3 separate regions of the Homo sapiens genome follow, and all the other regions are linked to region 1. The links are chromatin loops, found by intact Hi-C in ENCODE. Cell type or tissue: OCI-LY7. All regions are shown on one strand. Links, peaks and the distances in the headings refer to the core of each region. The heading gives the core; the rest is flanking DNA.

Region 1 (6,185 bases), core at 1,273-5,272:
TAACTATCCAATCATGTCAACTAGTAAGGCTGCTCAGGTGGGATAACACATCAACCTTCTTTGGGATTCTTCCCTCAGACATGGTTTTGGTGGGAGGAGCATGGCAAGGGAGGGGCGAGCTCCAAATGCAGGGCTGCTCTGTCCTCGGCGACCTGAGCAGACACACGAGCAGAGATCAGAGACACTCTTAGTGAATGAACCTCCCTATTGGCTATATTAAAGTAATGCTCTGAAAAAGTTCCGTGTGGAGAGCAAGGCCAGTTAGGGAACATTTTGTGGATCTTTTATATGTCCTTAACTATATGATTCTTTTATTTTTAAATGAAAAATGTTAAGATGTTACGGGGTATGTATGCATAGTCTAAAGTGATGATTTTAGAGGTAGCAAGACAGTGAGAATGTCCCTACATGTGAAATGGGCACAGTTTTATCAGGGAAGTGTCAATAGAGGGTTAATGTTCCACGTAGTGGCTGCAAGAATGATAAGTGGTCATGGGGATAGCCTGACACTCTAGGAGCAGAAGGTGGTGGGTATGGATAGAACTACTGATATAGCATGAATCCAACCTGCTGTTATCTGCGCAGGCCTCTCTGCAGCTGTTTGCCCTGAAGTACATGCTGTACGTTTCTCCAGCTGATCCTGCATGACTGGGTATAAACGCCTGTCCGCTGTGTGCTGGACAGCCCCAGACACCCTCGGCAGCCTGCTGTGTTTGTGTGAGACATGCTGTGTTAGGGATTTAAGCATCTCCCTACTCGTTCCTCATCTTTTTCTCTTCTCTTCCTTCTAATCTCCTTTCATCTTTCCCTTTGGGGGAGAAAAAGTCATCAGAGTTGTTTGAAGGTTCATTTATGTTGATTTGTTTTTATTTTGAAGCTAATTTGTTTCCTGCTTGTATCTGTAACTGATGTACTTCATGTGAGACCGTGTTATAATATACTTGAGTTCTCCTTGGCCCTCTGATTTCTTTTCTTTTTTTCTTTTACTGAAAAATAAAAGATTTCCTTCTCTCTTCAGACCTACAGCTTTCTCATCTACATGGACAACCTATTTTTAAAGAATCTTCAGAGAGTCGTTGACTTTGTTATAACTACTACTATATACGTAATTTCAGATGATAGAATTGAAAATTTAACTTGTTTTTCTAGAAAGAGTTTATTTTCCCTATAACTTCAAAGAGTAATGGTGGGGAGTAGGACATTCTGAAAATAAGAAGAAACATGTCAAATGAATTTCTGACTTCCAGCTAGGCATATGGAATAAAGGTCTTTATTCCAGTGACCTCTGCTCATTGGAAAACTTTGGGCTGGTAGATTTCATGATTCTGACGCTGTATGTCCTCTTGAGTTACAGTGAGTGATGAGGCCAAATCGCAGGGTGGATGATGTGCTTTTTTTGGGCTAATAGGTGTTAAGGAGGCATGCTGTCCTTTGGCGTTAAGACAGATCATTTCCTCAGTTGGGTAATGTTTAAGGAATCCACTAAATCCTTAAATATATGGCACACATAAGGAATGCAGAGCTTTTAGACACTCAGCCTTAACATGGGTTATTTTTTAGCATGGCTAATGGCTAAACTTGATTTCTACTGGGTTTGTTCAACCTATTTCTAACTTATAGGTAAAAGCCTGCTTTTTATCCTCTCCATCCTCATCACCTTTTTAGTTGTGTCTCTGCTTGATTCTTCTTGCATTCAGGTCTATATTGTATTATAAAAAGAAAGAGAGAGACAGAGAGAGAGAGAGAGAAGGAAAAGAAGAAGGAAAAAAAAACCACACACATTGAATGGGAAGGCAGGAGAGTAGAGCTCTGACCCCAGCTCTGTCATAGCCACCTGTGTGACTATTTGCAAGCATTTTCATCCATTCAACAAATACACACCAGGTACTGGAGATACAAAACTGTGAAAGACACGGTTCTTACCCTCACCACTTACAGTCAGGAGTAGAGAGTTAGGTACACAAATAGAATGTGAAATCACTTCTCCTTTCTGGGTCTTCATTTTACAAATGCAAGAGCCAGAACTGGGCCAGGTGATCATCAAGGTCCCTTCTGAGGCTAACATGCCATCATTCATGCAAAATTCATTAAACATCTGATAATCACTTACCTAAGTGAAAATTAGCAAACATTTCCCCTTTCTCCTTAGTTTGTAGGGGATGATATTGAAGACGAATGAGGCGATGTCTACAAAATGCTTTAATAAGCAAGTTGGAGAAAGAGATTATGTAAGTTTGAGGCATTATGATTAATGAAAAATGAAAACAAGGGCTGATGTTTTCAGAGAGAGAACAGATGGTTCCTTTGTTCAGAATTTGAGTATAAAAAAGAGAGGAAGAAAAGATACTTGCTATATTGTTTAGGCCCTGAATGTGAGTAACTTTAAAATGCCAAAACAATCTGGTTAGGAAAGTCCCATAGATTCAAAATAGCTCTTACAGTGATCAAACTATAATTAATATAACAAAAAAAAGACAGAAAAATACTAATAAGAAATGCCACAGTGACAGCTGACACAACCTGACAAAAACTCCTATTTTTACAACAACTCTAGAAACTTGATTTTTTCTGTTCTCAGGAGTTATACCACACTGTAAAACAAACTAGTGAGAACCGATTTAAAACTGTTTCTACCGTTCCCCCTACCCCTCAGGTTATTTTAGTTTCCCATGACTCATAAAGGAAATCTTCAGGATTCACAAGAAATTGGCAATTCTTTTCCATCTTTGCTGTTGAGTATTGATAGGAAAACAGCATAGTTTGGGGCAATTTAAGTAGAGAACAAACCTCCGGGGGCTTGGGGTGGTGTCTCAGAAGGCCGGATCTGGGAAGGGCCTTTGAAAAGCTTGCACGGAAAGCTGCGAAATAAATCGTTTCTTTTTCTCTTTCTTTACGTTCTAAAATCTCGTGATCTGTTTCTACAATACACAGGCTAATTGATGTTATCCTTTTGGCATGATTCTTGCTGTCCTGGGGTCTATCACTTGCAGGCTATGAGAATGAGGCCATAGACCACCACACTGGCAGCACTGAGCAAAAGGTGCTAGACCCTTCTGAGTTCAGGTGCTGTGTAACTGGTGCTGTGATTGGACAGGGTGACTAACCTCAGTCTCTCTGGGTGTAATTTCTTCACTGTGGAAAGAGGAGGCTAACTAGAAAGTTCACTCTGACACTAATCTGAGTTCAGGTCCACATCTTTTTTTTTAATTAATTATTTTATTTTTAAAATTTTTATTTTTTTGAGACAGAGTCTCGCTCTGTCGCGCAGGCTGGAGAGTAGAGGCACAATCTCTGCTCACCACAACCTCCACTTCCCGGGTTCAAGCGATTCTCCTGCCTCAGCCTCCTGAGTAGCTTACAGGTGCCCGTCACCACGCCCGGCTAATTTTTGTATTTTTAGTAGAGGTGGGGTTTCACCGTGTTGTGCAGGCTGGTCTCGAACTCCTGGCCTTAAGATATCTGCCTGCCTCGGCCTGCCAAAGTTCTGGGATTATAGAAGTGAGCCACTGCGCCCAGCGCACATACAATTGTAGGAAGGCTGAGAATGGCTTTTAATTTGGGAGCGTTTAAAAGCAAACATGCTTCCTCAAGACAACAGTAACAAAAAATTGACATCGTTGAGGTGGGAACTTCTTTAATGCTACCTGAGCCTCTTGCTGAAATGGTTCTATGCAGTTTTGCATAGCTAGGAGTGGTAAGCTCATTCACAGACATGGAAGAGGCAGAGTGGGCTTAGGGAGAGGCACCAGTCTAGTGGTCCAACTTGGGTTCTGGGTTCCAGTCCTGCTTCTGCTACTAACCCCATGAGACCTTGGAATGCCCATCTCTAAGGTTTCTTTCAGAGCTGAATCACTGTTTGGTCTGTGATTCATCAAAGCAATTAGAAGACTATGCCTCTCCTTCAAGACCAAGACTTTGGTCAGAATACTCCCTAGGGACTTTCTCACTGTGTGTGGCACTCTTCTCTATTAGACGCTTTATTCATTCTCCATTGTATTAGAGTCAAAAGTATGATTGTTTGTTGTAGAGGTGCCTTTTCCGTGTCATCTCTGATAATCTACCCCTCTCTCTCTGAGTAACCTAGGCTTTTAAAACACATCTCCTTTGGCTTAATCACACTGCCTGGTGTCTACTCAGCATTATGTGTTTGTTGTCTGCCCTGAACTGTGAACTCAGCCATGTCCTGCTCATTTCTGAAGCCTCAGCATGTACATCGGTATCTGGTTCATGGTAGATTTTCAATGAATCTGAGTGAATGAATGATGGATGAATGATTTTGTATCTCCTTACTAGGCATATGTTCCTTGAGGGCATGGACCGTGTCTAATGGGTGGCTACCTAGTGTCTCATTCTTGGTCCGTTGTTAGTGGTGATTTTTGTCCTCTTCTTTGCACTCATCATTCTAGGCTTGTATTAGGGTAAATTGTTAGCATAATTCTGCCTTGTTTCCCACCCTGCCCCCGCCTTTTTTTTCTTTTGAAACAGAGTCTTGCTCTGTCACCCAGGCTGGAGTGCAGTGACACAATCTTGGCTCACTGCAACCTCTGCCTCCCGGGTTCAAGCAATTCTCCTGCCTCAGCCTCCCAAGTAGCTGGGATTACAGGCACCCGCCACTACGCCTGACTAATTTTTGTATTTTTCATAGAGACAGGGTTTCATCATGTTGGTCATGCTGGTCTCGAACTTCTGACCTCGTGATCTGCCTGCCTCGGCCTCCCAAAGTGCTGGGATTACAGGCTTGTTTGCTTTTAAACAGTTTGTGGGCAGGGATGGTATTTTCTTATGATTCTATTCCTCACAGATCCTGGCCCAGAGCCATTAGCAGAGAAAATTCTCAGTAGATGTTTGCTGACCTAAACTTCATTCCACCACCTTTGCCTTCCTTTTGCCTTTTCACCTCCTCTTAGAAGGTACCTTATATGATAATGTCACCTATGCAATAAAGACCACAAAGTAAATTTAATAAAATAGAAGGCATGCTTCCCTCTTTTCTAACCCCACACTTTTTTTTTTTTAAGATCAAAATAACGTTGCATTTGTGTGTGCCCTGCTTTTATTTATTTATTTCTTTTGTAGACACGAGGTCTCACTATGTTGCCCAGGCTCTCTCCAACTACTGAGCTCGGTGATCCTCCCACCTCGGCCTTCCAAAGTGCTAAGATTATAGGTGTGAGACACCACACCCAGCCCAGCCCTGCTTTCACAAAAAACAAAATAATGATGAATATATTGTACTACCCTCACTGTTTTCATTTGTCTGTGAATGCTTTTTATTTTATCAGGAAAAGGAAAAATTTCTGTTTCTTGACTGTAATTGTTGAAATGTATTTTCAAAGTTTTTTACTTTATTTTTGGACTGATACCATAAAATCGTGTGAAATGATGTGAGGATTTTCTAATGGAGAAATGACTTAGAATATCCCTTGGATGTCCTATCTGCTTTTTAATTGTTTTATCATCCCAGACATGTTTCTCTATTCCTGTCTATTCTTTTATCTGTAAAATGAGGTTATTGAACTAGATGCTGTCTACAACTTTTTTTTTTTCTTTCATTAACATTAAATCTCTGGTACCTGAGAACATTGGGATCAGGCTGATATGTCTAGGTGTCTATTTCTTTGGTCTACCCTTCAAGTAGGAATGAAAACCCATAGAATTTCTGTAATTATCAGCCTCAATAACTTTCTAAAGCCTTTAGGAAGCAGATACCCTGCAATTTATCTCACTAATTTGTTTGTGATTAACACTCTCTGCCCCTTCTCATATCCCAAGCTCAGTGTTTTGATATTTAATTACAGGGAATTCTTTCCTCTTCATAGATGATATAGCAATTGTATTTCATTTCTCTTATCTGAAATCTCTGCTGACTTTCCATGTCTTATGAATTTAAATAGTCTAAATAGGGCATGAGATCTTAAATATTCCTTCCAGTTTCTACATTTTCTATTCAGCAACAACATTTTCCCTGGAAAAGGGTGAAAGCCTGTGAGTCCCCCACAGGGCAGGAGCACTGAATACACCCACATTTTCCTACCATCTGACATAGATGAGACACAAAGTAGGGACTCAGATGATTATTTAACTGAATCAACTGGATTCCTTAATTCTCACAATATTATCCTTCCTAATTTGTAAATAGGGAAATGGAGGCTTAGTCACACAAAATATCTTGTTCGAAGTTACTA
Region 2 (6,185 bases), core at 1,212-5,211, 510 kb after region 1:
CTGTATGGACAAAATCTTTTATTAGTCACATATTGTTTTCATCCATTTTGTGCTGCTATAGCAGAATAACTGAGACTGGGTAATTTATAAAGAATGAAAATTTATTTTATCACGGTTCTAGAGGCTGGTAAGTCCAAGATCAAGGCACCAGCAGGCTTGGTTTTCTGGTGAGGGCTACTCTCTGTTTCCAGGATGGTGCTTTGTGCTACCTCCTCACATGGCAGACAGTGGAAGAGCAAGCCAGCAGAATGCCGCATGAAGCCTCTTTCACAAAGGGCTTTATCCCATTCATGACAGAGAAGCCCGTATGGCCTGATCAACACTTTTTAATAAAATCACAATATCTACTGCTGAATTTTGGAGGGAACCAATTCAAATCATAGCACACATCTTTTCTAAAATGGAAAGGGTAATATGATCATTGGAGAAATACTCATTCCTTTGCATATTGGTTTACTATCCAAGCCAGGTGTGGTGGTTCACACTTGTAATTCCAGCACTTTGGGAGGCCGAGATGGGTGGATCACCTGATGTCAGGAGTTTGAGACTAGCCTGGCCAACATGGTGAAACCCCATCTCTACTACAAATATCAAAAAATTAGCCAGCCATGGTGGCACACACCTGTAATCCCAGCTACTCAGGAGGCTGGGGCCAGAGAATTGCTTGAACCTGGGAGGCAGAGGTTGCAGTGAGCCAAGATCGCACCACTGCACTCCAACCTGGGCAACCGAGTGAGACTCCATCTCAAAAAATAAAAAAAAAAGTTTACTATCCAGAGAATCTTGTCCAGGTTAACACTCTTTTTTGTCTGCTTTCTTCTTTTGTGAAACAAGAAGGTAAGAGGGACACTGGAGAAAACCTAATGTTCTTTACAAAATGAGTCATAGTTCTCCATCTGCAAACTGTGGCTCCCATTTATGTCTTGGTGTCAATATGACTATTACATGTTATGTACATGGATTCCACCTCATTTGCAACATAGTCTTCTGCCTGAGCTCTGTTTGTTGGATCTGATCTAACTTTACATGGTCTTAAGTCACACATTGAACTCTTAAGTTCTGTAGGCCTCTAAGCCTTTTTAAGTTTTAGTATTTTCATCGTTAAAATGAGAGTGATTATAACCCTTGCTTTGCTGCCTCCAAATATTATTGAGGGATCAAATGCATTGATAAATAAGATAAAGCACTAGACAAATATAAGGGATGCTTGATGACTTCACAGAGGGAAGATTATTCTGTTGCTGGCTGCTGAAATACAGTAGCTTTAGAAAAACCCCTTTGGGTTCCCTTATTATCAGGTTTGGTCTCAAATAACCAGAATAAATTTGGAGATTTCCTACCACAAAAGCTAAAAGTACCTGGGCAGATTTACCCTTTGAGTGGACCTAAGGGAAATGCAGATTCCCACGGGAGAGATCACGGAGCAGATTCAAACCATAAGGCAAAAATAATTGTTGCAATAGCGGTTCTAACTGTACTAGTAAATATTGATTTTTCTGTTAGCAGATCAATCATGAAATGAATTCTAAATATAGAAGACTGGTTAAAAAATTAAGACGGAGAATGTGAAAATGTCCATGTGTAAAAATTAACTTAAAGAGAAATCTTGCTTTGGCCAAAAGAAATACTACTGTTTCTGTCAGGAATGTTCTGTGATTTAATCAAGTTTCCTGCCTGGCCAGATAATTTTAGGAATTGTGGACTTTTAAAGTAGTAAGTCAGTTTAGAAAACTGGTTAAGTGGACAGATGTAAAGTCAGACTGCCTAAGCCCCAATTCCAGCTTCAATATTTAACTCTGTGGTTGTGGGCAAGGCACATAATCTCTTTATGCTGCCTTTTCATCAACTGTTATGGAGATAATGATAGAACCTACATCATAGAGTTGTTGGGGTGACTACATGAGATAATACAATTAAATACTTAACACCTGGTCCATAAAAAGCGCTGAATAAATATTGACTATTATCATCACCCCGGGGTCTACAAATTTTTGTAGGATTAGGATTAGGATTGAAATTTCTACCGAAAAATTCCATCAGTAAAATATTGATAAATATAAATCTTAACCAACTGCCTCAGAGACATAGGGACCTCTATTTTCCACTCATTGACTGTCATCTTTAGAGAACAGTCCAAAGCATGTGCCTTTCTGTTCTAGTTGTTATGAGCTCTTTATTTTGAAGTTGAACTATATACTTCCTATAGTTTAAAGGAGAAAGAAGTAGGTCTCATGCTGGACACCTTCTAGATGTTACCTCCTCCGAATTTCATAGCCAAGTATTTAAGGCAGTTATGATCATCTCCCTCTTAGAGAAGCCTAGAAAAGGTTACTGCAGTGCTTGACAGCAAATAGAAACTCACCAAGTGCATTTGTTGAGGGATTGACAGAATGGCTGGATAAGTGACTCAACTAAGACCACTTATCTAGTGAGTGCGTCTACTCAGCTGCTTGTTTTGAAGACAAGGAAATTCGGGCTCAGAAAATTTAGGAAACTTGTCTAGGCTGCCAATAGCTAGTAACAAAGGCAAGAATTGCATATCTGATTTTCTTTACACCATGTTACATCTAACTGTTCAAAAGATAACCATGTATTATACTCGAAAATGCAAAACAGGGTTGTTTTTTGTTTTGTTTGTTGTGGTGGTGGTGATGGTATTTTTGTTTTGTTTTTGCTACTTTTCCTGAGAGTGGAAGTTGTTATCAAAAAGTTACTGTCATGACTACTATGTGTATAGATGCTATTAGTTTCATCAAGGTTGGGAATAGGGTATATGTTGCCCAACTTTCTGCCCCTCTCCGCCTCATATTAAAGTTCCAGTTTCCTAGAATATATCTCCTGGGAGATTTGGCACTAGCCATCACTGCATTCCAATACCCCGGGACAAACTACTCTTGGTGGAACACAGAAGCATACAGTCCTTGTTACAGCAGTGGTTCTCAAACTCACATTCCTGATGGAAAGCTAGAGTTGAAGGGTCAACACCCAAGAGCTGCAGTGGAGGACCATCACCTGTCCTGATTCGCCACCTGTGGTAGATCATGACTTTCACTAAGATCCCCTGAGGCTTGTGGGGATGGAGAAGTGATGCTGGACTGGCCCTTCCTCTTTCCCTGCAGGTGTTAATGGGTTCTGCTCCTAAACAATACTGATATAGGTCAGAGTTATGATTGAATTGTATACATAGAAACATGTGCTGATTGAGAAAATGGGCTTTACAAGTCAGACCTGGTTCCAGTCTCAGCCACACTACATTCTGCCTTTGAGACTTTGGCCAGGTGATGGAACATCAGGTTTCTTATCTAAAAAGGAGAATAATTGGTTGGTAGGACTAAATGAAAAAATGTATGTGAAATGCTTAGGACAGTGCTGAGCACAGATAAAAATGCACAATAATTTTCTATTTTTTGTTAGTTTCCTTCACAATACATATATTTACATCAGCGAAACATGCTTGCTTTTGCAACCTTCTGTGGGACTCCCCCTCCTAATTTACCACCTCACCTGAAGGTCTAAGCTAAGCAAATCTCTGTCTATAAATGAATCACATCGTGGTTAGACTTTATAACAACTTCCCCTTGCCAGGAGATCACTCAGCCTTCACTTCATCTCATCTGGTTTGCTGCCCAGGCCTTTATCCACTCATTCCTGAACTCCTCTCCCTGACAACCTTGGGGTTTTGGCTTGTTGTGTGCGTGTGTGTGTGTGTGTGTGTGTGTGTGTGTGTGTGTTTTGTTTTTTGTTTTTTTTTACTTTACCTTAATTTCTCTTTTTGGACTAAGATGTTAAAATGTTTCTTAATGTGACTGTCTCCGAAACTGTTTTGTGTCTACCACTCATCCTAGTGGCAGTCATTGATCCTTTTCTTGTTGCGAGTGTTTGAGTGTGGGTGTGTGTGAGTGTGTATATGTATTTGTAGAGGGAAAAACAAGAGAGAGGGAAACAGACATTGGAGCCACCTTTCCCCCACTAGCCACGTACCTGTTGAACCTTCAAGCCTCTCTATAGAATCAGATATACACAAGCACAGTGACAGAACTACATGTGTCCTACAGTCCAGCTTTTAAGATATGATAAAAACTCTTGTATTCACAGAGCTAAATGGCAATAACCATAGGAGATTGCATATTGCTACATTATGTAAAGACAGAGTCCCAAGAAAATAGTGAGAACTCAGTTTGATGTATGATGTGATATGTGATATCTTACTTTACATGGCTAACAGTTGACATTCTTTGTGGATTCTATATTGTCTAAGGCTACAGAAGAGCCATATGATAAATTCATCGGCAACCCAAAAGAAGCCTGTTCTATCGCAGTGCTTCCAATTAATATAAGTAAACCACTTTCTCTGGCTCAATGCTACCAAAATATTTTATGAGAAAATTTAGCTGATTCTGCTCATGTATATTTTCAATGGATGGAAAGCCATTGCAAACTTTTCAAACTAAAATATAAAGATAGCATTAGGGAGAATACTCTCTCTGGTGAAAAACAACATGTATTATGATGCGTTAGGAATTTCTTTTTTTCAGCCAACTCGTGGTTGAGCAGTCTGTCCCCAAACTGTTTTGCATGCGGACGAAACCTGTTTGGGCGATACTTGTCAGCTTTTCTTCTGACAAGCAGGACAGAAATAGGCACCCCCAGAACACTGAGTTTGACTTGACTCAACATAGAATCACCTGGAGAGTTTTAAAAGTTTCTCTCCTGTAATATCCCACCTCCAGACCAATGAAATCAGAATCTTTGGAGTTGGGAACCAGGGATCAATATTTTTTTTTTTAAGTTTCCCAGATGATTGCAATATACAGGCAAGATTGAGAGTCACTGTCCTAGAGTATAAGCAGTTTAAGAAACAAGTTGTCTATTATTACATGCATCAATACTACAGAGTCCATGAAATAAAAGCTTTGGTGATAAGAAAATGCCACCATCCTAGAGCCTTCAGTTAACATCATATGGGCCTGTCATATAAAGAATGCAAACTCATTCTGTTATCTTTTTGGGCCTTCAGTGGAAGATAATTTTTAAATCAGCTTAATGGAAACTGTGCTTCAGGAAAATAACTTCAGTAGCCATATGTAGGATAAACTGGAGCAGGTTTTGTTTCTAGGAATATGTTGCCATCATTTCACTACCCTTATATAATCTTATTGATTCAACTTTTAGAACCAAGACTTTTTGCAGAATATATCGAAGAATGTGCTTAATGGGAATGCTGATATATCATACAATTGGCATATAGAGCTTCAGTTCATTATCATATTTAAAGGTACAATATTAATTTTGCTTGTGCTTAAAATGTCTATTATAATTCAAGTAGCAAGGAAGACATAAAGAAAAATGTGACCTGGCTTTACATCTGCACATATTTAATACTTTACATTTGATGGTGAATAATGGGAAAGTTTGGGAGTATGTCATGCTCAGTCACCATGCATCAACTCCCAAAATGGCTGTGGACAGCTTTGGTCCTGCCTCAAAACAAGCACTGCTTGCAAAAGAGGGTCTGTGGCTTATTTTTATCAGTTGTGTGGTGATCACAGGAAAAACATTTTAAATAAAAAGTTTATTTTGCCATCATGAAAGAAACAAATTCATATTACCAAAAGAGAAAATAAATATGACAACCCAGCCTGGTGCAGTGGTTCATGACTATAATCCCGGCACCTCAGGAGGCCAAGGTTGGAGGGTTGCATGATCCCAGGAGCTTGAGACCAGCCTGGGAAGCACAGCAAGACCCTATCTGTACAGGAAAATATTAAAAATTAGCTGGGCTTGGTGGCGTGTGCCTATAGTCCCAGCTACTGGTGGCAAGGGCTGAGGGAGGAGGATCACTTGAGCCCAGGAGTTCAAGGGTGTAGTGAACCATGATCGCACTACTGCCCTCCAGCCTGGGCAACAGAGTGAGATCCTGTCACAAAAAAAAAAAAAAAAAAAAAAAAAAAAAAAAAAAAAAAAAAAAAAAAAAAAAAAACAAAGAAAAGAAAACCCATATCACGCTATGCCACTTCTCTTGTTCAACCTGTAGATTTCCCTGGAATGCCACTATTCACCCATGCCATCCCCAAAAATGACTTGTTAAAATTCTAACTCTTCAGATTAGCTCCATTATTAAGACTTCTGTAAAGTCTTTCTGTTGGTAAGAGGAGGTAAATCAGAGATATCAGAACAATCAGGAA
Region 3 (6,185 bases), core at 1,212-5,211, 150 kb after region 1:
ATTGTGTATGCAGGTATATAAACCTCTTTTGCCCAAATCGTTGTCAGACTGCAGTGAGAAAAGTCAAGGAAATATTTCTTACTAGCTTCTGAATGTTGTATGAATTTTCCCCGAAGAATGATAATAATGCAAGCTGAGACTTTTTATATTCTAAAGTAAACATCCAAAGCCAGTTTTCCCCTTCTATTAAATGAACCTTTAACTGAGCTCTGAAATTGTGAGGAAGGACATACTTTGATGCCCATTATTCTGTTCAATAGCCATATTCAGAAGAGAAGTTTAATTCAAACTCCAGCCCATCAAAGCATTTTGCAGGGTTTTCAAAGCAGTTATTGTAATAGAGAGTAATTAAATATTACTGTTTTCAACTGCTTATTTATAATGTACGAAGACATTATAATGACCCCAAAGTTGGTTTGCCTTTAGAAAAATAAGGATACAAAATGCTGTGTAGAAAAGAATATGCTATCTTAAGTCTAGAGAGCTGGGTTCTAGTCCCATTTCTGCTTGTGACTTAGTCTGTGGCCTTAGGAAAAGGCTTTTCTTATCGTTGAGTCTCATTTTCCTGCCTTTAATGACAAAGAAATTACAAACCTTATATCTGTAAGGCACTTAATAATTTGTCCCCTCTTCTTAAACTTGTACAAGTGAAGTTACAACATTCTATCAAGTTCAGAACATGTAGACTGTAAAATTTTACACCTACAGAACATGTAGGTGTAAAATAGAGTCACCCATAAATCTATTACCCAGATACAGGTGCAATCTATCATGATCATATTTATGTATTCCTTTCAAGTCTTTAGCTATTAGCATAAATTACCCATCATGCTGTGTATCTCTTGACATCATACATTAAGCATTTTCCATATCACTGCATATTCTTGAATGATTACAATTTTAATAACTTTAATATTTCATTGAGTGATTGTGCCATATCTTAATTGTTTCATTATTTGAAAATTTTGCGATGATTAACATTTATGCATAAATGTAGCTTACTTCTTCAATAATCTTATATATGATGTCTGAGGGTTGAGACACACGGGTCAGAGGTTAATTTTTTTTTTTTTTTTTTGAGGCAGAGTCTCACCCTGTCGCCCATGCTGGAGTGCAGTGGCATGATCTCAGCTCACTGCAACCTCCGCCTCCTGGGTTCAAGCAATTTTCTTGTGCCAGCCTCCCGAGTAGCTGGGATTACAGGTGTGCGCCACCACACCCGGCTAATTTTTGTATTTTTATTAGAGACAGGGTTTCATCATGTTGATAAGGCTGGTCTTGAACTCCTGATCTGGTAATTCACCTGCCTTGGCCTCCCAAAGTGCTGGGATTACAGGCATGAGCCACCCTGCCCGGCCCAGAGGTGAATATTTTTATGGTTATTTCTATCTATTGATGACTTGTTTTGTGAAAGGGATTTTTTTTTTTTTTAGCTTTAGTAGGAATGTGTGAGTGAGTCAGCATCTCCCCTATCATGCTAGTATTAAATATGTTGTTTTTTTGGTATTAGCATTTCTCTGGTTATTTGTAAATTTAGATATGTTTCCACATGCCTCATTTCCAGTTATTTTTTTTTATTGCCTTTGAAGATGAGTACTTTCCAATCTTTAGGATCCCATTCACAGCAAATCAAAGAGGAAACATTTTAGTGAGAATTGTGCAATTGTGCATGTCTTATAAAAGGTTCTAGAACATTTTTTACTCACATGAAGGACTGTTTGAATAAGTTGAGACATGCCTTATTCCTAAATGGAAACATAGAGGTTGTTAAGTAGTTGTTTTCCCTACATTTCGTGCAATCACAGTTAGTACAACTCTCAGGTCAATTATTCTTGAATTTTAACCAAAAAATTCTAAATTGTCTTGACAATAAACAGGCAAAATAGGTAAAAGAAATCTGCAAAATAAGTGTAATGAGCAACTGGGACCATCCTAGCCAGATGCTGAGGTGCATTTATAAGGCAACTCTGATTGAAGGAGGAGGTGGTGCTGGAATAGATGGGAGGTCAAAGCAGTAACAGAACCCACCCAGACATAAGGCAACTGCACGTGGAATTAATTGGCAATAAAAGAACCACCTTGCTACATTCCGAAAAGGAAGGATTATTCTCATGGCATTGGGATAATTGGTCAGCGTTAATGAAAAACTTACATCATGAGTATGTTTCACAATAAACCCTGATATAAATTAGTGGTCATGTTAAAAAATAAAACTTGCAAAAGTCTTCAGGCAAAGAAGAAATTTGTTATATCTGTAGTAACTGAAAGCAGTAACTTTTAAGTTTACACCTGAGGTCCTCAAACTTTTTCTGTAAAGGGCCAAGTAGTAAATATTTTAGGCTTTGTAGGCCAGATGGTCTCTGTCACAGGTCCTCAACTCTTTGTGCTGCAAAAGCATCAATAGACAATATGTAATATGTCTCATATATAAACAAATAGAGAATATGTAGGTTTATAGGAAGAGTCATAATATTGTGAATGTTAATTTCCTGACAAATCGTGTCCCATGGTGAATTTTATGAATCTTTCATTTTTTTGGCAAACTGTTTGAAAAAGCATTTCATGGCTATTTTAATTTATATTTCCCTGATTATTATTTAAGTTGTGTGTGTGTATGTATGTGTGTGCGTATGTGTGTGTGTGTGTTTGGTATATTTGTGTGCCACTGATGTCTCTTTTTATGTGAATTATAGGTAGAGTTAATTTATCTCACTTATTTCACCTCTCTGTCACCTGATGTCCCAATACCCTGGAGAGCTTTGTGATATCTACACCCCAGTACAGACTAATAGGTCACTGGTTTGCTTCAGAACTAGAACTTCTCCTGTGCCTTTGTGCCCAAGGGCCTGGGACTTGACTTTTGGCTCAGTTCTACTTGTCTGCTAACCTGACCGCTTGACAGTGGATTGAGGATGGAGGGCACTGAGCAGTTTTGGCTGTGCTTGACCTCCTGCTTAGTTTCCCTCCATGGTCTCTTAGAAATCTGAGACTGGGCGTGGTGGCTCACGTCTGTAATCCCAGCACTTTGGGAGGCCAAGGTGGGTGGATCACCTGAGGTCAGGAGTTCGAGACCAGCCTGGCCAATGTGGCGAAACGCCATCTGTACTAAAAATACTAAAGTTAGCCAGGTGTGGTGGCAGGAGCCTATAATCCTGGCTACTCAGGAGGCTGAGGCAGGAGAATCACTTGAACCCGGGAGGCAGAGGTTGCAGTGAGCCAAGATTGTGCCACTGTACTCTAGTCTGGGCAACAGAGTGGGACTCCGTCTCAAAAAAAAAAAAAAAAAAATGGGACTCCGTCTCAAAAAAAAAAAGAAAAGAAAAAAAGAAAGAAATCTGGGTGAGTTGTTGCCTGAATCTTGTCTGAACCTGCCTATCCCCTCTGGGTCCTGAAATCTAACTGTGGGTGAGATCTGCCTTTGCATTTCTGTTCATCCAGGTGAGCAAACCTGGAGTTTGGCCTCACTCTGTCCAATTGTGTTCCTTCCAAGAGATAAAACTGAGAAAGTGGTAAAGTCACTTGCATAAGCCACTTTCAGATCCATAGAGGACCCACAGCATGAGATTCTGACTGTTATTATTACAGAGGTAGAAGCGTCATTTTCTTGGAGCTGTGTCTCCGTGTCTTTGGTGTGCCACAGTCACAGGCCTGCTCCTGCCCCTCCCTGCAATCTTTCCATTGTTGTGTGTGGTACAGGAACTGAGACAATTATGACAGAGCCGAGCTGGTTTCTCTTCTCTTTTGGACATCATTGTTTGTCACAATTCTGATCACCATTTCTTCCTCTAGATCACAAAATTGTAAAATCACTGCTATATTTACATTTTCTTTTGCTGCCTGGGCTTTAAAAAGTACTATTTATAGCTTTCCTTTGAAATTCCTTTATTAATAGTCTTCCTTCACATGTATATCACTCTGCTATTTACAAAATGCTCTTACGTTTAGTATTTCACTTGATCAGCATAAACACCCATGGGATAAGCTAGGCAGGATTGTTGTCTCCATTTTACAGGTGAGGAAATTAAGGCTCAGTGAGGCCTGGAAGGCCCTGGCCTGCAGCCACTGCTGGACCGGGTGCCAGAACTGGGTTTAGACGTCTTACTAGATCTCTCTTGCTGTTTTTCTTTCCGTCTACAAAAACTCCTTCTCATTTATGAGTTTCAAAGATTTTCTTGTCTGACACATAAGGAAATTAGTGGCTTTTCTTGAGAGATCTAAGCATTACTGCATTTGCCTAATATTTCTTTTACTATACCTATTGGTCTGAGTACTTTAAGAGAAACCAGTGTCTGTAAATAATCTTCCTTCTTGTCAGACATGGAGGCAGAAATTTTCCAAGAAGAGAGAGACCCTGAAGACACTGTTTGTTCTCTGCTGTTCTTAACAAGTACTGCAACCACAATTTTGGATTTTTCTCCTCGAGGCTTTCTAGTTGTAGGCTGCCACAGAATACTTCGGGGTCACAGATTCCTATTCCCTTTTAAACTGTATCGGGCATGTGTGTTATGTGACCTTTGTGTTCTGACCTTCAGATTTAGGGAACTGAAGATTTAGGAAGTCTTGTTAGGACTTAAATCCAAGTAAATTCCCTCATGAGTACAAAGACTCATCTGTGGAGGTGTGGAATGTTGGAGAGAAAGGGACTTTCATTCATCTAGCCCCCTGGGTTAGAAAACAGGGCTGGTGAGTGATAGAGCTGAGGCTAGCGTGCGGAGATCAGACTAGATTCGGCTTTCTGCTGGCTTCCTCCATATCACTCAGTACTTCTGGAGTTGTAGCATGCCTCTTCCCCCTGGACTGGGAGCTTTGAGAGGGACGGCACTGGGTGTGCTCTGTGCACGGCTCTTCTAGAGGTGATCCAAGTGCTTTGCATAGGCACTCAGGATTTATTTGCTTGATGAATTTGAACCTGTCTGTTGTTGATAAAATATCATTATTGCCCATAAGGATCTTGAGGGAGTTTGTAAGGATCTTGAGGGAGTTTCAGTCAGGATTCACTATAGGAAACAAACCACTTTAGATATTTTAAGTGGAAGGTACTTAATACAGGGTGTTTCACAGAAGTAATTAGATGGACTGCATGGAGCAGAATCGAGGCTGTCTCCAGAAATGAATCACAAAACTGCACAAAATTATTCCATTTTCTACAATCAAGCAAGACAAAAATGGTGAAGCCACCATGGGAATTACTGAGTTCAGTGATACATCACAAAACTTGTGAAACAGAGATCAAAAGCCATAGTCAGAATGATGGTAGCTGGACACTGAGACATGAGTCCAGCTACTTACTCTTTTTGTCACGGCTGCTTTTTGACAGCCACCAAGCTGAAGACTCAATATGAGAACACAGATGCTGAAAAACCCCATGTCTGTGTCACCATTCTTCTAACAGAAAACAGGGCAAACAGCAGAAACATGTCTTCCATCTTACTTTTGCCTTTCAAATATCAAGCCAATTACATATATTTTGGCAGAATTTCTTTTGCAATCAAACCTTACCTGCAAGACAGCCTGTGCAATATGGGAAGTTTGAGTGTCGATCTACCATATCCACCACATTAAGGGTGATGGTTTTCATATTTCGGGCATGTCTTCCATAAGGCTTTGTGTGTAGTAGATATTAAGTTGGAACCAGAGTAACAATTACGTTCTATTACATCTCTACTTGTCAGTGTAGTTAATTATATAACAGAATGGACTGCAACAGTTTTACTTTAGGGAATCCCTAAGGGGGAATTCCTATTTATCAGAAAAATGCTGTAAGGAGGGAAGACCCTGAGGTGGGAGAGTATTCTAAACTGTTTTGGTTTCAAACATCTTGGAAAGTACTACATGGAGACATGCGATATTATAACATATCAGTGCTTACCATGTCTGGGGGGAGTTCTGTCTTAAAAAAGCTTGCCTACCTTCTATGCTGTTGCTCCCTCGCTGCACTGTTTTGACCCCACTTTCCTCCTCACCAGCCAAATACAAGTTTTGCAATGAGAATTAATGTAAAATGGTTTCTTTATAACAAACTAAATAGGCTTATTCTTAAAAGGAAACATAGAGGTTGTTAAACCGTTGTTTTCCCTACATTTCATGCAATCACAGTACAACTCACAGGTCAGTTATTCTTGAATTTTAACCAAAAATTTCTAAATTGTCTTGACAATAAACAGGCAAAATAGGTAAAAGAAATT

Evidence for each region. Peaks named below come from ENCODE experiments on the same cell type or tissue, not always from the same donor. Only the 100,000 strongest peaks of a DNase experiment are listed, where the experiment ranks them.
Region 2: a loop joins it to region 1, with 10 times the contacts of the local background. A loop is called at or near these places in 1 of 110 quality-filtered maps.
Region 3: a loop joins it to region 1, with 2.0 times the contacts of the local background. A loop is called at or near these places in 1 of 110 quality-filtered maps.

What each region holds. Positions count from the first base shown.
Region 1 is chr3:188,240,653-188,246,837 of GRCh38, forward strand. The region is part of intron 2 of LPP (LIM domain containing preferred translocation partner in lipoma); the gene reads left to right. Among named protein-coding and RNA genes, the nearest start is that of FLJ42393, 65 kb to the left of the region's middle. In OCI-LY7, for the core only: a CTCF peak has its summit at 2,974; DNase peaks (open chromatin) are centred at 1,399, 1,979, 3,039 and 3,939; H3K4me3 peaks cover 3,518 bases; H3K27ac peaks cover 4,000 bases.
Region 2 is chr3:188,749,886-188,756,070 of GRCh38, forward strand. The region is part of intron 8 of LPP (LIM domain containing preferred translocation partner in lipoma); the gene reads left to right. Among named protein-coding and RNA genes, the nearest start is that of MIR28, 64 kb to the left of the region's middle. In OCI-LY7, for the core only: no CTCF peak of the experiment used is centred there; DNase peaks (open chromatin) are centred at 3,086, 3,546 and 4,606; H3K4me3 peaks cover 2,675 bases; H3K27ac peaks cover 3,283 bases.
Region 3 is chr3:188,386,507-188,392,691 of GRCh38, forward strand. The region is part of intron 3 of LPP (LIM domain containing preferred translocation partner in lipoma); the gene reads left to right. Among named protein-coding and RNA genes, the nearest start is that of LPP-AS1, 180 kb to the right of the region's middle. In OCI-LY7, for the core only: no CTCF peak of the experiment used is centred there; DNase peaks (open chromatin) are centred at 3,685 and 4,395; H3K4me3 peaks cover 1,469 bases; H3K27ac peaks cover 2,437 bases.